Linked DNA regions of Mus musculus: region 2 is linked to region 1. Evidence: chromatin loops called from intact Hi-C (ENCODE). Cell type or tissue: heart. All regions are shown on one strand.

What was found. Peaks named below come from ENCODE experiments on the same cell type or tissue, not always from the same donor. Only the 100,000 strongest peaks of a DNase experiment are listed, where the experiment ranks them.
Region 2: it touches region 1 in a loop (5-fold over the local background); 14 of 42 quality-filtered maps call a loop at or near these places.

The regions. Positions count from the first base shown.
Region 1 is chr9:58,276,007-58,284,006 of GRCm38, reverse strand. No RefSeq gene overlaps it. Among named protein-coding and RNA genes, the nearest start is that of Stoml1, 27 kb to the right of the region's middle. In heart, CTCF peaks have their summits at 2,201 (motif pointing right) and 3,299 (motif pointing right); a DNase peak (open chromatin) is centred at 3,296; H3K27ac peaks cover 1,188 bases.
Region 2 is chr9:58,034,545-58,042,544 of GRCm38, reverse strand. The region is part of intron 11 of Ccdc33 (coiled-coil domain containing 33); the gene reads left to right. The region is part of intron 4 of Gm16130 (predicted gene 16130); the gene reads right to left. Among named protein-coding and RNA genes, the nearest start is that of Gm16130, 6.3 kb to the right of the region's middle. In heart, no CTCF peak of the experiment used is centred here; a DNase peak (open chromatin) is centred at 3,844; H3K27ac peaks cover 1,410 bases; H3K27me3 peaks cover 4,727 bases.

The DNA.
Region 1 (8,000 bases):
CGTGCGCCACCACTGCCTGGCAGGAATATGTTTTTAAACTGCCAAAATCAACACCAAGGAGTAAAAAGCACAAAAACCAAAGGATTTTAGAATTTGTCACCTCTAAATGACTGCCAGACTTAAGAGAGTTCTAGAATGAGCTCTTTTGAAGTGGAGAAGTGGGTAATGGCTGTCATTTAAGCTCTTCCAGAGCACTATGCAAACACTGGGTTGATTTTATGTTCCTTAGCCAATATTATGAAGTAAACATAATCCTGACACCGAAACTATGACGGAGACGGCCATCCTGCCCACCCATGCTCACATGACAGCCACAGACTGGGTTAATTCGAAATGGCAGACATCAGAGTCCTGGATAAAATTCCAGCAGATGGAGCTCAGAACCATAGTGTGGTCTGACACGATCGGTATTTGGCTTGCTCCCCTCTGTCTCAGATCTATGCTACGGCAATGCAGGGAGCCAAGGTCTGAGTCCAAGCAATTTGGACACAGTGTCTACTTTGTGTGGTCCTAAATGCCCCCTCAGAGAGCAGAGAAAGCTAGCAAAGTCAGTGTGCACAGCTTATAAAAATACAACGTAAAAGGGCTGCCACTCAGATCCCTGCTGTTTGCTGGCAACTTGTGGTTAGCTGGACAAGCCCAGAGGATTGATAATTTGACATTTCTCTACCATTTGGAGAATTCTTGTTGGTTTGGTTTCGTTTTTGAGACAGCATCTCTCTAGGTAGCTGAGGCTGGCCTTGAACTCATCCTATAGCTCAAGCTGGCATCTATCTCTCTGTTTTCCTGCTTCAGCCCCCTAAGTACTGAGATTATAGGGCTGAGGCTACTGTACAAGCCTGATGAAGCCCTTGGGTGTTTTATGGTCATTGGGATGGCCCCAGGGTCTTGGGTGTGCTCTACCACTGAGCTATATTTCTAGCCCTTTTCATTTCACTGTTTAAAAAATAAGATCAAGGTCTTATTACATTTCCCAGTCTGACCTTAAGCCCACTCGAAGCATAGGCAGGTCTGGAATTTGTTATCTCCCTGCCTCAGCCTCTGGAGTAGCTGGGACGATAGATATGTGTCACCAAGCCTGTCTTGTTTTGTGTTTTTAAATAGCTTGCCAGTTCTGCCTTCTTTCTATGAGGCTTGATTGCAGCTGACTTTACAATTCAGAATCCTGACAGAAGTCTGTTTTTGCTTTGTCAATGTGCAAAATCCCTGTCCTGGTTAGTGTCTTTGTCAGATTGACATAAACTAGAGTCCTTTTAGGAGAGAGAACATCAATTGAGAAAATTCCCCGAAAGACTGGCTATTGGGCAAGCCTGTGCAGACATGGTGGGGATGGGGGTGGGTGGGTTATATTTTGATTGATTGTTGATTGATGTGGGAGAGCCCAGCTCATTGCCAACTCTGAGCAAGTGCTCTTGGGTGGTACAAGAAAGCAGGTTGAAGGCTGAAGAGATGGTTAAGAGCATTGAGTTCAAATCCCAGCAACTACATGGTGGCTCACAACCATCCCTAATGAGATCTGATGCCCTCTTCTGGTGTGTCTGAAGACAGCTACAGTGTACTTACATATAATAATAAATAAATCTTTCTCTGGAGCGAGCAGGGCCAGAGTGGGCAGAGGTCCTGAGTTCAATTCCCAGCAACCACAGGATGGTTCACAACCATCTGCACAGCTACAGTGTACTCATATACATAAAATAAATGTAAGCATTGTTCTTCCATGGTCTGTGCTTAAGTTCCTGCCTTCAGGTTCCTGCTTGAGTTCCTGTCCTGACTTCCCCCAGTGACGTTGGATGACCTAAGAGGTGTGAGCAGAAAGAAACCCTTTCCTCCCTAAGTTGCTTTTGGTCATGGCGTTTGATCACAGCAATAGAAAAGTAATCAAAGCAGCCCCAAAACTCTAGATTTATTTATGTATTATATGTAAGTACACTGTAGCTGTCTTCAGACACTCCAGAAGAGGGAGTCAGATCTCATTACGGATGGTTGTGAGCCACCATGTGGTTGCTGAGACTTGAACTCAGGACCTTTGGAAGAGCAATCGGGTGCTCTTACCTGCTGAGCCATCTCACCAGCACGCCCCAAAACTTTAGGACAATGCCTGTGGTACACTAACAACCACTTTCTAGCCTCAAGGAGCTCCAATCTCTGGCAGCAAGAGGTCTTAGCCTGAGCCTGGGTCCCAGCAGCTTGTCAGGGAACAGACTGTCAATGCACATGGAGGCCACCAGGGGGAGCAAGACTTTGTTTCCTCAGGGCTATTTCAGAGGTAAAAGTAGGGCTTTTTGGGTTTTTTTTTGGGGGGGGGGGGTCCTCGTTTTTTGTTTGTTTGGTTTGGGGGGGATATATGAACATCATTTCTGAAATCACACCCACTGTCTCTTTTGCTTGTTCAGTATATATAACTAAGAAATATTCATGGATAATTTGCATACAGTTACAGTCAACTCCTTTATGTGTAGAGTTTGACAAGCTTTAAAACTATAAATAAGCCGGGCATGGTGGCGCATGCCTTTAATTCCAGCACTTGGGAGGCAGAGGCAGGCGGATTTCTGAGTTTGAGGCCAGCCTGGTCTACAAAGTGAGTTCCAGGACAGCCAGGGCTACAGAGAAACCCTGGCTCGAAAAACCAAACCAGGGCTGGTGAGATGGCTTAGTGGGTAAGAGCACCCGACTGCTCTTCCGAAGGTCTGAAGTTCAAATCCCAGCAACCACATGGTGGCTCACAACCATCTGTAACAAGATCTGACTCCCTCTTCTGGAGTGTCTGAAGACAGCTACAGTGTACTTACATATAATAAATAAATAAATCTTTAAAAAAAAAAAAGAAAAGAAAAACCAAACCAAACAAACAAAAACTATAAATAAATATAAATATACCCAAACAAACAAACAAAAACTATAAATAATTATAAATATACCCCCACAATAAAAATGTGGAAAAAGTCCATTACTCTCAAAATCCCCTTTTGGGGATCAACAATTAAAAGCACTTACTCTTCCAGAGAACCCAGGTTCAGTTCCCAGCACCTACAAGATGGAGCACACTAGTTGTAACTCCAGTCCCAGGGGACAAAGGCGTCCTCCACGGACACTGTATGAACATGGCACATCACTCATACACATAAAATGCAAGTGAAAACCCCACTCCTCTCTTGCTCCTGTTGTGGGAATCTTTCTAGAATAAGCACTCTGACACCAGTGGGAGTGGAAGAGAGATATCTGGACCAAAGCCAGGACAGCTCCCAGCAGGCCTTGGTATTGACCCAGTCTGTGTCCCCGTTTTATATCTAAAACCACAAGGGGGAGCTAGTGAGCTTTTACTGGCACTTGCAAGACAGCAAGAAGCCTGAGCGGAAGTCAGGTTGTTAAGGGCAACGACTCATTGTTTTAAGTGTTTCTCAGGTGGCTCTGTTCCAGGTAGGCAAGTGAAGCCATGTTTGGCTTTAGGCATTCTAACAGCGCTTTAGGAGAATCACTAAATAAATCAATAAATCAGTAACTGTTGTTATCTCCTCCTGTGGTATTTCCTTGTCCTCAGCCTCACAGTCACAGAGCCCTGGAGTCCCTGAGTTGTTCTCTGTCCCGGTAGCTTTGCATTTCATGGGATCACCTGTAAATAGCGACATATAGTAGGCAGCCTTTTGTTTCTGATTTCGTTTACAGAATATGCCTTTTAGTTTAATTTTAATTTTTATATTATAAATTGAAATAATCTTGCTGTATGGAGTACAGAGTGAGGTACTTTGTGATTTATGAAATGACAAAACAATTAAATCAAGCTCGTTAACACAGCCATCAAGTCAAGCACTTATCTTGGGATGAAACAATTCAAATGCACTTTCTTGGTGACTTTTGTTTGCTTTTTTGGTCAAGGCTTCTAGCAGAGGCTAGCCTTGAACTTGCTCTACCATAGCAGAGGTTACAATGAACTTTGGTTCTTGAGCCTCCACCTCCCAAGTGGGGCAAGTACAGTCACGTGCAGCCACACCCTGCTTCTGCAGGGCAGGGGACTGAACCTAGGGCCTCATGCACGCTACGTCAGCACTCTGTCCACTGAGCTACAGTTCTGGATTGTGGAATGTGCATTTGACAAGGACCAGCTTCGGCTTGGAGAGGGGTTCTGAGAAGGGGAGTCTGGGAGCCTCGAAAAGAACCACTTGAAGTCAAACTGTAGATTCAAGCTAAGACCTGTGCTCTGCTAGATACAGCTTTTCCAGTCTGCTTCTATGCTCTGCTTTCTCTCTGGAGATCTCTCTGGTCTATATTCTGCTTGCTTGCTATTCTAAGAGATCTCTCTGTCCAAGTCCTGCTTACTTGTGTGCTTCAGCACGAAAGCAAATGCGTGAATGTCAGTTGTCTAAGCAGTTCTCTTGTTTTCCTAAGTTTTCTGGATAGCCCATCTCCTGCAGAGCACAGGTCCAGTCTTTTATTTTACATTTCAATCCAGCATCCTGTTACCCCAGCCATTTATTTGTAGGACAGTAAACTTACCTTTGTTTCTTGACAATGCAAACAATTCAGAGATCAGTCTGCTTTTGTTAAGCACAGGTGGTAAACTAGTTAGGTGGGACTCTGCCCTGAAATTACCATTTTCCCTGCACCCAGGCCTGCACTTTCTAAGTCCCAGGCTGACCTTGAACCCAGGAATCTGCCTGCATTTCCATCTGCCTGTCTTTGTATCTTCCTGACCAGCTGGCTCATCGTAGCTACCTCTGTTCCTTTAGATTCATGAAGCCCCTCATAATTCATATTGCATCTTTATATTTTTGCATAGTTGAGAAATTATACATTTTCAAAATGTATTTAAAGCTCTTTCCCATAGCCTTAAGGGCTGTTTGAAGGTCCCAGTGTTTACCATTTTGCTGAGTCATAGCCAAACTTTTTTTTTTTTTGATTAGGTATTTTCTTCATTTACATTTCAAATGCTATCCCAAAAGTTCCCCCATGCCCTTCCCCCCGCCCCCATATAGCCACACTCTTGACTTCCAGACAAGTGCTTTACACCCACAGCAGCCATTGACACTTGGTGGAGGCTCACACCAGGGCCCTGTCCCAGGGCTAGGAACCATGTCACTTTGTCCCCACCAGGCTTAGCACCCATTCAATTTTCTATATTTGTTGTATTATGTAATTATCACAAAGCAAAACCATATTCCTTCTGGGTGTAATGCTTATGAGACTCACTCACGTCCATTGTGTGATCAGTATTTTGTTACATGGTTTTCTTGCCATACTGGGATGGACCACACGACTTTCCCCATGCTGAGCTGTTGTCTCAGCCCCAGGACTTTCTTGCCCTTGTTTCCTCATATTCCATATTCATAGATGTACCACAATTTTCATAAACTAACCACAACTGTTCATCCATTTACCAGTAGATTCATGTTTGCTTGTTTTTGTTTTTTTTCTCCCTAGATTTGGGCCATTGTGGGGAAAAGTGCTCTCAGTATTCTCACATGAGCTTCTGTGCTGTACATACCTGTTTCTACTTTTTCTTGTTAAGTTAGGAATGAGGTCACTGAGGCACACGATGAGGGTAGATTTCACTGTCTTAGAACTACTGAACTTGGCCAGGCAGTGGTGGCGCACGCCTTTAATCCCAGCACTTGGGAGGCAGAGGCAGGTGGATTTCTGAGTTCGAGGCCAGTCTGGTCTACAGAGTAGGTTCCAGGACAGCCAAGGCTACACAGAGAAACCCTGTCTCAAAGAAAAAAAAAAAAAAAAAGAACTACTGAACTTTCCCCAGAGACTATTGTCCCACCACTTTCCAGCACACAGGTTCATCTTTGTAAAGCTGTTCAGGTAGCTAGGGAGCAGTATCTCACTGTTTACTCCCCTACTGACTAAAATTATTAGGTTTCTGTTTATGTTCTTTTTTGTTTTGTTTTGTTTTGTTTTGTTTTGTTTTGTTTTTTGAGACAGGGTTTCTCTGTGTAGCCCTGGCTGTCCTGGAACTCACTCTACAGACCAGTCTGGCCTCGAACTCAGAAATCCGCCTGCCTCTGCCTCCCAAGTGCTGGGATTAAAGGTGTGTGCCACCACGCCTGGCCTATTTATGTTCTTATGGGACATCCACACTCTTCTCCAATGAAGTCTCTGTTCAAAAGTTCCTATTTTAATTGACTTATTAGTACATTATTGTGCTTATTTGTTATGCATTGTGTGAGTATCCCAGTCTGTCAGTCTGTGACTTGCTTTTTTTTTTTTTTTGTATTTTACTCTTTGTGAATGAGTGTGTGTGTGTGTGTGTGTGTGTGTGTGTGTGTGTAGCTCTGACTGTCCCAAAAATTGAACTGAAGACCAGGTTGGCCTCAAACTCTCAGAGATCCACTTGCTTCTATCTCCTGAGTACTGGAACTAAAGGAGTGTGCTACCACTTCCTGACTATAATTCTTTTTTTTTTTTTAAAAGTATTTATTTATTATACATAAGTACACTGTAGCTGTCTTCAGACACACCAGAAGAAGGCATCAGATCTCATTATAGATGGTTGCTGGGATTTTGTTGTTGTTGTTTTTGTTTTTTTTGTTGTTGTTGTTGGTGGTGGTGGTGGTGGTGGTTGGTTAAAGGCGTGCGCCACCATGCCAGACAGGTTGCTGAGATTTTTGAACTCAGGACCTCCAGAAGAGCAGTCAGTGCTCTTAACCACTGAGCCATCTTTCCAGCCCCTGACTATAATTCTTAAAGAGCAATGGTTTTAATTTTAGTGAGAAGCATTGTATCAGATTATTTTTTTCTGCTATATACTGTGGGATTTTGTTTTTGTGTTGTCCTATCAAAGAAATACTTATTTAAACAAAATCACAGATATTTCCTTTTCTTTATATATTTAAGTGTATGGATTTCTTGCCTGAATGTAATGTCTATGCACTGTGTGTGTGCAGTGCCAGAGAAGGCTGGAAGAGGGTATCAGATTCTCTAGAACTATAATCAAAGATGGTTGGGAGCTGCCATGTGGATGCTGAGAACCACACCAAGGTCATCTCTCCAGCATCCCATGTTCTCTATTTTGAAAATATTTTTCTTAAACATGGCTTTAAATTGTGCTCTGCACATTTTGACAAATTGTATTATTATTCTCACTTAATTAAAATATTTCTAATATTCTCTCCTAATTTCTTCTTAGAACCATAAGTTATTTTAGAGGCCTGTTGTTTGATTTCCAAATCCTTGGGAGCTTCCCAGATATTTTTCTGTGACTGATTTATAGCTTAGTTATCATGATAGAATATATTTCAAATGATTCCAATTATTTTTAATTCACCAAGGTTTGATTTATGGCTCAGAATGTGGTCTGAGTGAAGACTACAATTCACTTGGAAAGAATGTGGGTTTTGCTGTTGTTGGGTGGAAAGTCTCACGGATAAATTATCATCAGATTAAATTGGTTAGTGCTCTTCAAGTTACCCAATGACCCATAACCACTCCAATTTTGCGCACTTGCTTTTTACTGTGCGGAGAGGGGACTCTCCCTTCTGTCTCTCAGCTCCATGGTTTTAACTGTCTGTTTCCTGAGACACTGTTCTCCCGTGCACATACCTTGGGAACTGTTGTCTCCTTTGACGAGCTCACCCCTTGAACTTCTGCCCTCCAGGTCACTCCAAAGTCTACTTCTCACTGCCTTTGGACTGCTTTCCCTTTGGCTCTTGTTTATATAACTTTAGCTTTCTTTCTTCTTTTTGTTTTGTTTTGTTTTTGTTTTTGTTTTTTTGAGACAGGGTTTCTCTGTATAGTCCTGGCTGTCCTGGAATTCACTTTGTAGACCAGGCTGGCCTCGAACTCAGAAATCCGCCTGCCTCTGCCTCCCGAGTGCTGGGATTAAAGGCGTGTGCCACCACACCCGGCAACTTTATCTTTCAAAACAACCCAAACTGACTTCAAACTTCCAACCCTTCTGCCCCAAGTCTGAGGTTAATTTGTGCCACATTCTCCTCTTGCTCTCCCACTAGTGGTAAGTGTGGTTACAGTTACTCACTTGTGCAAGCCTTGTAGAAGCTGGG
Region 2 (8,000 bases), 240 kb after region 1:
AGGCCGTCAGGAAAACAGAGCTGGAGGCCTCTGGGGTCACGGGTGGGGTGTGGAGCCTTGTGCCTGTTGGGAGGAGGGTGAGCCCAGCTTAGGTTGCTGGGGCCTGGGTACGGCTAGGACAGTACAGCGAGATTCAGGGAGACAAAGGGCGAGACCAGTGGGTGAAAGAGCCATAAGAAGGAGACAGACAAAGGGGACAATCAGACAAGACAGAGCTGGAGGACAGGGCATAGGGAAGGTTTCTAAGTAGCAGTATCAGAAGCCTAAGGTCCTGAAGGACACCCCCCCCCCCATGGCCCTCTCTAGGCCTGTCATTTCCTTGCAATTCACTGGCAATGTGTGAGCCTGTTCTATCACCCCATCCAAGGGTCCCCCGCCTCAGTTCAAAAGAAAGAGGCCCCATGGTTTGCCTCCTGCTTGCTTCAGGGCTAGCCCCAGTCACCAAGCAGACACTTGTTGTAGCAACAGTCCCCGAGGACCCAAACTGGGTAACAGAGCTGCTATCTGCACAGATGGGGGAGCCAGGAGACCCAGCCCCTCCAGCTCCCAAGGTTGCCCTGGGCCTAGTTGACAGCCGCTCTGTAAGTCTGCCCCCATACCCATTGATTCTCATGATGGGTCAGCTCCTTCAAGCTGCAGGTGTGTAAGGGTGTGTTGCCAGGCAACCAGCAGAGGCATTCCCAGAGCCAGCCTGAGTAGGAGGTAAGGTGGGGGAGGGCCAGGACACCACTCCTAGTTGATCCTGGTCTCAGGAACCTTTGATGGGGGTCCCGGTTCTAACCCAGGCCACTAGAGCCCACACTCAGAACCCAGAGAAGGAAGAAGGCAGATGAGGGGAAGAAAACAGAGGACGGGGCTTCTGGCAGTCAGCGGACAGCATCAGAGAAGGCCCATGGGTACAATCACAGGCAGCCTCTCTCTGAAAGCAGGGGAATAAGGAGGTGACCAACGGGAAGGATCCTTGTGATAGGGTTATCAGAATCACTTTGGGGAGAGCTCTGTCCCCTCTACAGCCCCCTGAACAGCAGCCCTGGACTCCCTGGCCTGAAGGCAAGGGTCAGTCAGGTCAGCTCCAAACTGCAACCAGCAGAGGCAGGACTCTGAGCCACATGCTGGAGGAAAGCTGATGCTGGCTTACAGGGTACAGGCTCTTTCTGGAGAAGGAGGACCCAGAGTGGAGCCTTGAAAGCTGGGTAAAGCCGAGCAAGGCCTGGGGGCAGGGCACAGGAGCAGGAAATTAGATGGCATCTTTCAGAAAGCTCTACAAACCTCTGTGCCCATTCAGGCTCCAGCCCTGTGGTCCTGGCTCGGCCCAATTAGCCAGCCTGGCTCCTGCAGGGGCCAATTAAACAGGGGCCGGGGTCAGATGCAGGCCAAGGCCCTGTAGCCCCTCAGAGCTTCAGGAAGGTAAGCACAAAAGCTTTCTCTGCTGCTTGGGAAGGAAAAGAACAGAAGACAGAGAAAATGCAATGTGCTTTTGTTTCTTTGCTGTAACCTTGGACTGAATAAAGGAGCTACTGTGTCCCTATCCCCGGGAGGGCAACCTTTATAGAGCAGGGGAAACTATTTGCAATAGCACTTTGCATGGATTTGTTGTGATTCAGAGGCCCAGCTGTCAGTCAAGGGAAATTATTTGATGAACAGAATTTCAGATGAATAGGTCCTCTATTCTAGAACCTGCTATGGCTCCCAACTACTCTCTGTGCTAACACCGAGCTCCTGAGGCTGACACCCTGGACACAACCCACCCTGGATAATTGGGCAGGCCGGGCAAACTGGGCCTGCTCCAGATCCCTGGCCAGGTCCACCTGTGTGCTAGGATGTTCACCTGTGGCTATAATGTCCACCTGTGGCTATAATGTCGATGGGTGTGCTATAATGCCCACCTGTGTGGTATGAAGTCCACCTGTGTGCTATAATGTTCACCTGTGGCTATGAAGTCCACCTGTGTGGTATGAAGTCCACCTGTGCTATAATGTCCACCTGTGGCTATGAAGTCCACCTGTGTGGTATGATGTCCACCTGTGCTATAATGTCCACCTGTGGCTATGAAGTCCACCTGTGTGCTATGATGTCCACCTGTGTGCTATAATGTCCACCTGTGGCTATGAAGTCCACCTGTGTGCTATAATGTCCACCTGTGGCTATGAAGTCCACCTGTGTGCTATAATGTCCACCTGTGGCTATGAAGTCCACCTGTATGCTATGAGGGCCCAGACCTTGCAGCTGTGCTGGCCTCCGGCCTGCGATGCAGCTCTTCTCAAACATCATCTAATCAAGTCCCACCTCTGCCTCAGAAACCAGGATCTGACCCAACAGTTTCCCTGGAGGTTCCTGGGAGAAGGGGCCCCAGGGTGGACCCTTAAAGATGGGGCAAAGTTGAGGAAGGCCTCAGAGCAAAGGATAAAAACAAAAGGCTGGGTGTGACTTCCAGGAAGTCCCAGCCCATGCCCACACTAGCCCTGCCTCCAGCTTCTTTACTGGCCTTTGCCTGGCCAGAGACACCTCCCTCATCTCTTGCTTCTTATTTATACTTCTAGCAGTGAGTAAGGTCCTCTGCATGGCCAGTGCCCACACTGCTACTGGCTGTTGGGGTGTGTGGGCGTGGTCGCTAGTAGATAGCACTGCCATCCTGGTATGGGTCAGGGTAGCTGCTGGTCAAAGCAGGTGAAGCTTCAACTGTGTCCTCAGTAGGAATGGCTTGGAGGCTGGGCTAGGGCAGCCAGGCTGTTACCACGGCTCCTTCTTCCCCTGGTTAGTTGGGCTTCTCCCTGGGAAAACAGTGGGCTTAGGAGAGAGGAGAGTTCCCGTCATTTTCCCACCTCCTAAGGGTCTCCAAGGCCAGTGGCCAATTTGCTTGGGGTTGGGAGGGGAATGACACGGGACACACACTTAGACTCCACCCCTCCATGAGAGGGAAGGGTTTTCAGCTGTCCTGATGCTCCACCAGGAAGGAAGGAAGGAAGGCTAAGAGGAGGACCTAGCTATAGGAACGCAGAGAGCCAGGAGGCAGGGCCTGGAGGAGAAGCTGGCTGTGTAGAGAGTAGAGGTAGCTGGGAGCTGAGAGCCATGCTGGGTAGGTGGAGAGAATTGGGGCAGGGTAGCACTTCAGGTCCTCCACCTAGACCTGGCTGCCTGGGTTCCACAGAACACTCTGTTTATAAACATCCAGGGTACCTGTACCCCTTAGGAATGAAACAAAAGACCAACCAGACCTCAGCAAAGGGAATGGAATGGCCTCCCTTCAGACCTGTTACAATCAAGGAAACTAGACAAGAACCTGGCCATCCTTAGGTGTGGGCTTGGGTTTAGGGATAGGGGAGAGCTGGGCTCTACAAAGGCAGCTGGTAGCTCTAGGTCTGTGGAGTATGCTAGTTGGGCAGAAGAATTTTCTCTCTCTGCAAAGATGTGGGAACATGAGGGAGAAGAGTAACTAACGCTTTCTAAAGCACAGCTCTTCCTTCCCGCCGGTTCTGTGTGCGTGAGGGTCAGCTTCAAGTCAGCCCCAAGTGATCCCGCTGTGGGGGAAGTTAAGATAGCTTTATTATGGGTCTTGTTCCAAGCTCACCCTCATGCCTCAGGCCCGTAATCTGCCCTCGAGCTAACAAAGGACCCAGCTGACGTTTAAGAATTGCTGTGTGATGGCGCCCATCGTAGCCAGCCCAGGTCTGGGAAGAACTATTGGATCACCTGGAGAAAGGACATGTGTGCTGGGGGGTGGGAGTGGGGAGGGTGCCTAGATGTTGAAACACTATTCAGTTCTCTTTACCACACAGGCTGCCAGGCATCTCAGGAAGCCTTGGCCGCCTCTTGGGACAGACTAAAAGCAGAGTATTGGCGGGAGGCGGCTGCCCTCTGGCGGCAGCAAAGACAAACCACACACCAGCATCTCGTGCCTACCAGCACTGGCCGTGGGGCTTAGGACCAAAGGCTAAGCTAGCCCACTGGCTCCAGATCCCTGCTCTCAACCCTGTCAACACTTTCCACAGCCCCAGCATTCTTCAGGAGCCCCGTGGCTTTGGCTCGGCCACCCGGCTTTTGCCACTTGCGAGGTTCCTCAGCACCCACCACCAATACCTTGGTCTTTTCTCTCCCCATTTCTCAAATCTGAACATGCGCGCTCTCCCTGAGACACATGTCCTAGAAAACTGCCTTCCCAGTGCCCCCACAGTCTGTTGGGTCCACACCCATTGTCTTCATCTTGTTTCTATGGAACTGCCTCCTACTTCAGGCGAGGGTCCTGCCGCCTCCGCCAGGCAAGGGTCCCACAGCCTCTGCCAGGCAAGAGTGCCGCCGCCTCTCATGCAGCACTACTCTTGGTCCCTATACCCCTCTGTTCCTACGTATTTTAGCAGCCAGCGAGCCCTTACTATACCCCCCTCCAGCGTGGGCCCTTCAGTGCCCAGCAGCAGAGACCAGGCTCCTGAGCCCACGTCTCTGCTTGCCCTGCTGCTCTCCCTTGCTCTCCCCTCCCCACAACTTCTCCTCTGCCTCCTCCTCCCAGGTACAGCCTGCCCATATGCCCCCAGGAAGCTTTCTCAGGTTTCCTAGCCCAGACGGGCCTCCTGGAAGCCCCTTCTGCCACAGACACGGGAAGTGTCTGCTACCCCATCAGTGTAGAGTGAACCACCAAAGGCAAGGACTGTCTAGCTTGGCTCTCTTCTAGGACCTGAGTGGCCCAGAACTGTACAAAGTGGCACTCAGCAAGCCTTGAGCACCCTGGGGGATATCGTGCTGCTTTGGGCACAGGCTTTGTGACAGTCTCTGGGCACGCTGCTCACAGCCTCAGTTTCTCTATCTGCATAGCGCTGGTACAAGGGCTATCCTGACTACATAGTTGGCGGTGTGTTTAGAAGATCCTCACTGGGTAATATGCTTTATACTTTACCATAGCACTGACCAGGGTCTAAGCAATCTCCCTAGGGCACTTGTCAGAGAATCCCCACTGTCCTCCCACTGTGACTCATCCCATAAGAAGAATTTCGGGGCCCACTGCCCAGGGCCATTCTTGAATATGTCTTTAAAGAAACTTAAAGTGATTCTAAGAAGTGAGTTACTATTTCCAGGCACCCTAGTGCTCATCAGGGCTAACCTTCCTACTGTCCTCAGATGGCACTAGTCCTTGGGGGCTGACTTCTCATCCCGAAGATGAGGACACTGGAGTTTTGTGCTGTGACTGCAGTAAAGTCCACTCCTGGGCAGCTGGGAAAAGCAGAGCCTGGCACTCTGACTTGTCTCACTCTGGCAGGCTCTGAAGGTCCTAGGAGGGAGTGTTAGTGGGTAAGGAACCTTGGGGTCAGGCACAGTGGCATTTGAGTCGGGCATACCTGTCCCTCCCCCAGAAGGTAACAAGAGAGTGAGACAGCAAGGAAAATCCAGAGCATAGGGTTCTCAAGGCTAGGACATGACGCACAGCGTGGCCCTGAGGGCAGCCCGGCTGCAGGCTGTGGCTAGAGGTCAGGGCTGCCAGCTTGAACCTTGTGGTCAGTCTCCCAGCCCAGCTGTGCTGACAAGGTCCCCACTTGGCCATGCAAATGGAGGCATTTGAGGTTCCCACAGAAACAGACTCTGGCCAGAGTAAAGAAGATGAGGCAGGAGCCCACACAGTCTCCAGACGGAAGCCCCTCTTCCAGGGTGAATAGGCAGGGCTGGGCTAAGAGGCTGGGGAGGAAGAGAAGGGGAGGGCTACTCTTCAAGGGATGGAGTCCCTGGGACCCATTGATCCTCCTCCAGAAGGACCTGATGGCTGTGGCAGGGCCACCTCACCAGAAGCCAACCTCTCCCTCTGTCCTTCCCTTCTTCGTTATGATCCCTGTTTTCTTCCTCTGTAGGGAGGGTACAAATAACAGATCAGAGCTTAGTCCCTTCACAGCCCAGAACTGCAGAGATGGTGAACAGTGGGGTCTTAGAAAGGATAATCCCCTGCTAACCGGACCCCAAGGGGCTGGCAACCTCTTGTCCAAAATGTCTTCTATGTGCACATACACATCCCCTCCCAGTTAAGGTCAGAATGGTGTTGACTCCCCACATGATCTCTTCATTTCGCAATAGTCTGGCCTACTCTCTGTACAAGGACAATTAATTCTAGGACATTCCTTACAGACAGACCAGGCACCAGAGAAGCAGTAGTTAGTGTAAGACTATAGACTGTGCTGCATGGATCATCCTTGAATATGATTTCCTGTATCTGTGCACATGGGACTGTGTATGTATGGAGGCGATAACCATATAAGCTAATAACCCCATTTGGGGCCACTCTAATCAGAGCAGCATAAGATACTGAAGCATCGAGGAAAGTACAGAAGATGAATATCCTCTGTTGAGATATCAGAGACTTCCTTCAGCCAAGCTCTGAGCCCTAGATCCAGCCAGGCATCGGATGAGTCATAAAGTGAAGGCCACCCAGCAGAGGGGGAGCCAGCAAGCCCCGGGTAGTAAGAAAGAAAGAAAAAGAGTTTAAGTGGAACAACCCGTTGAAACAGAAGTAAGACCAACTCTCTGACACCTGCACAGCCCAACCTGAGCTCACAGCAACACCTAGGCCTCCAGGAGGTCCCAAGTTCCACACATGTCCCTGACACCAAATTGTGTGTGTGTGTGTGTGTGTGTGTGTGTGTGTGTGTGTTTGTGTTTGTGTGTGTGGTCCCAGGTTCAGGGTCCCAGTTAGCACTCTGTCTGAAGATACCAGATGGGCATAGATCTGGGGAAGCCAGAACAGATGCTAGGGAGATAGAGCCAATACTGGCACCAGTCAGAGGGACTATAGCCAGAAGGCTAGACAGCAGTGGCAGATGACTGGTGGTGTCCGATGAGTTCCTGCTGGCTGGGGACTCCCCTCCCCTAGAAAGCCATGGCACACCATGCAGCAGGTGGGAGACTATAGCTGGGATATAGTTGGATTCCGCCCCCAGGCAGCTGGAGACCAGGGGAGAGTTGGATGTAGAGTTGTGTTTTCTGGATCCTGGGAGGCCCACCCACAGGAGCAAGGCATCCCACAGCCCAGAAGTCCACAGGCAGCTCAGAGGGCTCACTTGCCTCCCATCTCTGAGCCGTTCTCTTCCAGAACCTTGCTTGCCTGTATCTCAGATCTCAGTCTCTCTCTCTCTCTCTCTCTCTCTCTCTCTCTCTCTCTCTCTCTCTCTCTCTCTCTCTGTGTGTGTGTGTGTGTGTGTGTGTGTGTGTGTGTGTGTGTGTGTCTACAGATACTGCATGCTTGGAACTTGTGCTGAATAGTAAAGAATATGGTTGGCAAACAAATTCAGGGCTGAAGATAAGGCTCAGGAGTTAAAGTACTTTTCTTGCAAATGTAGGGTCTTGAGTTTGAGGCCAAGCACACATGTAAACACTAGGTACAGTGGAGTGTTTGTAGTGCTAGCATGAAAAGGGGAAAACAGAAAAAAAAAAAAAAAAACCTAAGGACTCACTGACCAAGCAATCTAGTCTAACTGATGAGCTCTGGGTGGAGGAAAACTTGCACTGTTTCAAGGACTGGATCTCTTTCCTGAGGTTGACATTCAAGGCTGAGCATCCACAGGCACCCACACAGGCACCCACACAGGCACCCACACACACAGGCACACACACACACAGGCACACAGGCACACACACACACACAGGCACACACACAGAGGCACACACACACACAGGCACACACACACACAGGCACACACACACAGGCACACACACAGGCACACACACACAGGCACACACACACAGGCACACACACACAGGCACACACACACAGGCACACTCCCCCCCCACACACACACACAGGCACACACACACACAGGCACACACACACACAGGCACACACACACACACACAGGCACCTCACACACACACAGGCACACACACACAGAGGCACACCCCCCCACACCCCCACACACAGGCACACCCACACACGCACGAAATGCATATGAATTCTGCTCAGTTGCCCTGTACGTATATAGGCAGACTTAGTTGTGGTTTGTTTAAAAAAAAAAATGAGAAAGAGAAAAAAA